2 separate regions of the Homo sapiens genome follow, and region 1 is linked to region 2. The links are chromatin contacts, found by Hi-C or POLR2A ChIA-PET in ENCODE. All regions are on one chromosome and are shown on one strand. The core of a region is the stretch at or near the end of the contact, and the rest is flanking DNA. Distances in the headings are between cores, read along the strand shown.

Region 1 (2,700 bases), core at 93-2,592, 260 kb after region 2:
TCTACTAAAATACAAAAATTAGCTGGGCATGGTGGCGCACGCCTGTAATCCCAGCTACTCGGGAGGCTGAGGCAGGTGAATTGCTTGAACCCAGGAGGTGGAGGTTGCAGTGAGCCGAGATAGCACCACTGCACTCCAGCCTGGGTGACAGAGACAGACTCTGTGTCAAAAAAAAAAAAAAAAAAAAAACTCATGCCTGTAATCCCAGCACTTTGGGAGACTGAGGCAGGTGGATCACCTGAGATCAGGAATTCAAGACCAAACCCCTTCTCTACTAAAAATACAACAATTAGCTGGGCGTGATGATGCATGCCTGTAGTCCCAGCTACTCAGGAGGCTGAGGCAGGGGAATCACTTGAACCCAGGAGGCAGAGGTTCCAGTGAGCCAAGATCACGCCACTGCACTCCAGCCTGGGCAACAGAGCAAGACTCCATTTAAAAATAAAAATAAAAAAAGAGAGGGCCAGGCGCAGTGGCTCACGCCCAAAATCCCAGCACTTTGGGAGGCCGAGGCAGGTGGATCACCTGAGGTCAGGAATTTGAGACCAGCCTGGACAACATGGTGGAACTCCTTCTCTACTAAAAATACAACAAGGAGGCTGAGGCAGGAGAATCACTTGAACCCGGAAGGCGGAGGTTCCAGTGAGCTGAGATCATGCCACTGCACTCCAGCCTGGGCAACAGAGTGAGACTCCGTTTCAAAAATAAATAAATAAATAAAAAAGAGAGGGCCAAGCGCAGTGGCTCATGCCTGTAATCCCAGCACCTTGGGAGGCCAAGGCAGGTGGATCACCTGAGGTCAGGAATTCGAGACCAGCCTGGCCAACATGGTGAAACCCCTTCTCTACTAAAAATAAAAAAATTAGCTGGGCATGGTGATACGTGTCCGTAATCCCAGCTACTCAGGAGGCTGAGGCAGGAGAATGGCTTGAACTCGGGAGGCGGAGGTTGCAGTGAGCCGAGATCGTGCCACTGCACTCCAGCCTGGGTTACAGAGTGAGACTCTGTCCTCCTCCCCACCAGCCACCCCCACCCCCCACTGCAAAAAAAAAAGAAAGAGAGGCCAGGTGTGGTGGCTCATGCCTGTAATCCCAGCACTTTGGGAGATTGAGGTGAGAGGATCTGGCTTCAACCCAGAAGTTACCAGCCTGGGCAATCTAGTGAGACCCCATCCCTCCGAAAAAACTAAATATTAGCCGGGTGTAATGGCATGTACCAGTAGTAAACTCCTGGCAGGAGGACTGCTTAAGCCCAGGAGTTTAAGGTTGCAATGAGTTATGATGGCACTGCTGCACTCCAGCCTGGGTGACAGAGCTACAGAGAGAGAGAGAGACAGAACTGAGAACCAGAAGAGGCTAAAGCAAGTAGAAGAAGGCAAGCGTCCCTTCAGACCACGCCTCCACCCACCCTTGACCCTGCGAGAGGGATTTAGACACAGTGGCAGCTGGGAAGCCAAGAACAGAACACATTAAGCCTTGCAACCTAATGCCAAGATTCCGCCCGAGAGACCCCATTTCCTGCCCTCTCTGCACATTCCTTCCATTCCTCCCAAGCACCTTCTCCCACTGCTATTTTCTTCTTTCTTCTAGAAAACAAGTCATGTGGCCAGAAGGATGTCAGGCACTTCTGCTTTCTCTTTTAGATTCCCGGGTTCTTATAAGGTTTTCCTGGCCTTCTCTCTGCCTGCAAAGCCCCTGGCACCGCAGAGGCCCCCAAAACACACAGGATGATAAAGCTCTAGAGAGACAGGATGGAAGCCTGGGTGCATGAGTGCGGGAAAGAGGGCACAGGGGCTACTAAATCTTTGCCCAGATGGCGGGGCGGGGCTGGGGGAGCAGAGCAGCAGCAACAGGCTGTGAAGTGATTTTGTTCTGTTCAGTTAGGAAGGAGGTGGGTGGAAATGACAGTTTGGAGCCGATCAGAACAGAGGAAACTGTTTCAGGAGAAGCTGCCTCCCTTCTCCAGTTCTAACAGTGCCATCAAGCGGCTCGAGGAGCAGGCGCAGGGCAGTGCCTCCAGACAACCTGAGCTGACCCCTCAGCAGAGGAGCACGAGGCTGGGCAGAGGGGCAGCTCTCAGCACCCTGCCTGTGGCAAGGGCCAGTCTTCAGCCTCCCAGACAGATGGCCAAACACCTTTCCCTAGAACGATCTGCAAGGAGGTGGGTAAGGTATCTCCCCAGTTGTAGGAATAATGCACAAGCACCTTGATGGATACGGACAGTCAAGTTTATCAAGGTCCTGCGAGGCGCTTCACTGGAACACACTGGGACAAATGCCATCGTCCTGTAAAAGGCGCCAAAGCACATTTTCAACCTGAGACGTGGTCAGTCACCAGGGCAAGCCTGTCAATGCCATCAGGCCCTTGTTGATTGATGTTCAAAGGAGAGCAGAGGACAAAGAGGACAAAAGGGCGCTGGGCAAAACCAGCTGTGACCAGCACACCAGGGGGAAGGCTCATAGGATCCTCCAAGCTAAATTTATTGTTTCACCTACTTCACTCGCATTCCTTTTTGAATTCTGCAAATCAAAATCTATTCACCTAAGAAATACAAGGCTGGGCACGCTGGCTCACGCCTGTAATCCCAGCACTTTGAGAGGCCGAGGTGGGTGGATCATACAGTCAGGAATTCGAGACCAGCCTGGCCAATATGGTAAAACCCTGTCTCTACTAAAAATACAAAAATTAGCTGGGCTTGGTG
Region 2 (2,700 bases), core at 137-2,636:
GGAAATGCCCCCTCGGATCCTGAATTTCTTCCTTTCCCGCTCAGGGGTTTAAAGAGGCCCGACACTGACAGAGCTTTCGAAGCCTTTCCTGCTCTCTGGGACTCACCTGAGTTTAGTCACGTTTCTGTTGGCGTAAGGAAAAGCATTTTGCAACCACATCCACCCAATGATAGGATGGGAGGCCTCTCCACATAGTGAGGGTGGACCCTGTGTTTGCTGCAAAGGCTGTGCCACTGTCCACGTGGGATGCTGTAAAAGGGACTTCCACCTGGGTGGGCGGTGACATCAGCAGACCCCTAGGGTCTTTTCCAACTCAAAGCTTCTTTAATCATATGGTTTCAAGGCCAGGCACGGTGGCTCACACCCGTAATCCCAGCACTTTGGGAGGTCGAGGTCAAGAGTTCGAGACCAGCCTGGTCAACATGGTGAAACCCTGTCTCTACTAAAAATACAAAAATTAGCTGAGTGTGGTGGCTTGCACCTGTAGTCCCAGCTACTCGGGAGGCTGAGGCAAGAGAATTGCTTGAACTTGGGGGGCAGAGGTTGCAGTGAGCCTAGATCATGCCACTGCACTCCAGCCTGGGCTACAGAGACAGACTCCATCTCAAAAACAAAAACAAAAACAAAAAAAAAATCCTATGGTTTCAGGTAATGGGACTCTGGAAAGAATGGTGGCAGGACATAGGCTCTGAACCTGCAAGAAAGAATGATGGCTTGAGAAACAGAATTGATTTGATGTTGGGGGCCATCCTTACTAACAGGTCCCCCATGAGCAAGCTAATCCAATTCACGAGACAGAAGCTGGTCATTTGGATAGCTAAAAAAAAAAAAACCATCAACCATGACCCAGTTTCAGTGACAGTGCACAGTAATGGCCTCAATTAGGCGGAAATTGCTGGCGCTCCTGTTCTGCTTCTCCATGCTCATCCTCCTGAGCACTTTGCACCTTGATGGCGATGTGCGGTTGGTACACAATGTGTGTGAAAGGCGCTGGCATAAAAGTGGTTTTATGGCTGTAGCTTGGGTTTGTAAGCAGAGCAAACAGAAAAAAAACTCAGGAATAAAAGGGGCAATAAAATAATTACATAACGCTTTGAACTCACACTAAATACCACCTTTATTTCAAAGCTCTCAATGTGTTTTACAGGCAAGTTTAGAACTGTAGTCGAATCCCCTTTTATCACAGAGGAAACTGAGTCACTGTGCAGCGAGGGCTGGAGGGCATACAGGGTTTGTTACAAGGGAGGACTCTCGGAGACACCCCCAATAGAAGCCCTTCAGGGAGCGGGCCAGCGGGAGAGCACCCCCGACCACACCTTTGTTCTGCATTTATATGTACAGATTCTTATCCCTACGTATAAATTCTACCCACACATCCCGAGCCATGTCTGAGCCCCTTGACTCTGGCATTAACAATAGGAATAACAACACTTACCAGTTTTGATGCCTACCATACATCAGGCACTGCTTCCCCTACACCTCACTACCATCTGTGAGGTTGCTGTTATTATCCTCATTGTGTAAATGGAGACAATAAGAGGTTCAATGCTCTGGCCAGGTGACACCCCACACCCTCCAGCCCCAAACACACACACACATACCAGAGGTGGCCTCAGAGCACACACTTTCCTTACCACGGACACCTGCTTCCAAAATTAAAGAACCAGATTAACATTTTTCCAAAGAAGCCAGAAACTTCTATTTATCCCTCCAGTCTTCATTTCAGAATACGGAGAAGACCAGGACAGATTCTGACAGGCTTCCCTTAGAGTTGAAGAAAACAGTTTGGAAGACAAACAGCTAAAAAAAACAAAACCATGAGGTGAGCTGGACAGGCATTCTAAGATCTTAACTGTAAAGAGCTCCATAAAAGTTATAAGAGATTGTTAAATAATGGAGAGAATTCCAGAACTCCAAAAATATTACTATAGAGTGTTCAAATGAGGAAGAAGAATTTTTTTTTTTTTTTTTTTTTTGAGATGGAGTCTTGCTCTGTCACCCAGGCTGGAGTGCAGTGGCGCGATCTCGGCTCACTGCAAGCTCCGCCTCTCGGGTTCATGCCATTCTCCTGCCTCAGCCTCTTGGGTAGCTGGGACTACAGGCACCCGCCACCAAGCCCAGCTAATTTTTTTGTATTTTTAGTAGAGACGGGCTTTCACTGTGTTAGCCAGGATGGTCTCGATCTCCTGACCTCGTGATCCGCCCACCGAAGAATTTTAAAGTATTTATTGTTCTTAGATTTTGTGTGTGTGTGTGTGTGAGTGTATGTGTGCTTACTATTCAAAATTTGAAAACCGTCCCATTGAATGTATTTTAATTGTCTAATATGGGAACAACTCAAGAGTGACAAGATTACATGTCACTGACACAAGAACTACCCACTGTGGATTCTGCGGGACTCAATCACTCCTTCTAGGGCATGGCCACAGACCCCCCTAGCTCCAAGGGAACTCTGGCTAGCTACTCATCAAACCCGCTTCCCTTTCCTCCTGGGCAAGCTGGGCTCTATTTCCCAGGCTATTTGCAGTTGAGCATAGCCATGTGACTGGGTTCCGGCCAATTTTCCCTCTACCAGCGATCTGTAAAACTTCCTGGGCCGGTCATGGTGGCTCACACCTGTAATCCCAGCACTTCGGGAGGCTGAGGTGGGTGGATGACCTGAGGTCAGGAGTTCAAGACCAGCCTGGTCAACATGGTGAC

What was found. A loop is a pair of places that touch in the nucleus more often than their neighbours do. ChIA-PET counts read pairs that join two places held with the same protein, here RNA polymerase II (POLR2A). Pooled maps may share reads with other maps.
Region 1: a map of sigmoid colon shows a loop between it and region 2 (2.7-fold over the local background). The contact joins two enhancer-like sites. A Hi-C loop is called at or near these places in 4 of 168 maps with a recorded cell type or tissue (DLD1, astrocyte of the cerebellum, endothelial cell of hepatic sinusoid and 1 more) and 4 of 50 pooled maps. POLR2A ChIA-PET finds 5 or more read pairs at or near these places in 1 of 52 experiments (H1).

Annotation. Positions count from the first base shown.
Region 1 is chr1:235,081,914-235,084,613 of GRCh38, forward strand. No RefSeq gene overlaps it. Among named protein-coding and RNA genes, the nearest start is that of LINC01348, 13 kb to the left of the region's middle. RefSeq lists an enhancer at 647-1,169. Within about 2 kb of position 1,343, at least 37 of the 41 ENCODE cell types and tissues checked have a DNase peak (open chromatin) inside an H3K27ac peak, as active enhancers do.
Region 2 is chr1:234,822,470-234,825,169 of GRCh38, forward strand. All of the region lies in intron 2 of LOC107985365 (a long non-coding RNA gene), which reads right to left. Among named protein-coding and RNA genes, the nearest start is that of LINC02961, 64 kb to the left of the region's middle. Within about 2 kb of position 1,387, at least 2 of the 41 ENCODE cell types and tissues checked have a DNase peak (open chromatin) inside an H3K27ac peak, as active enhancers do.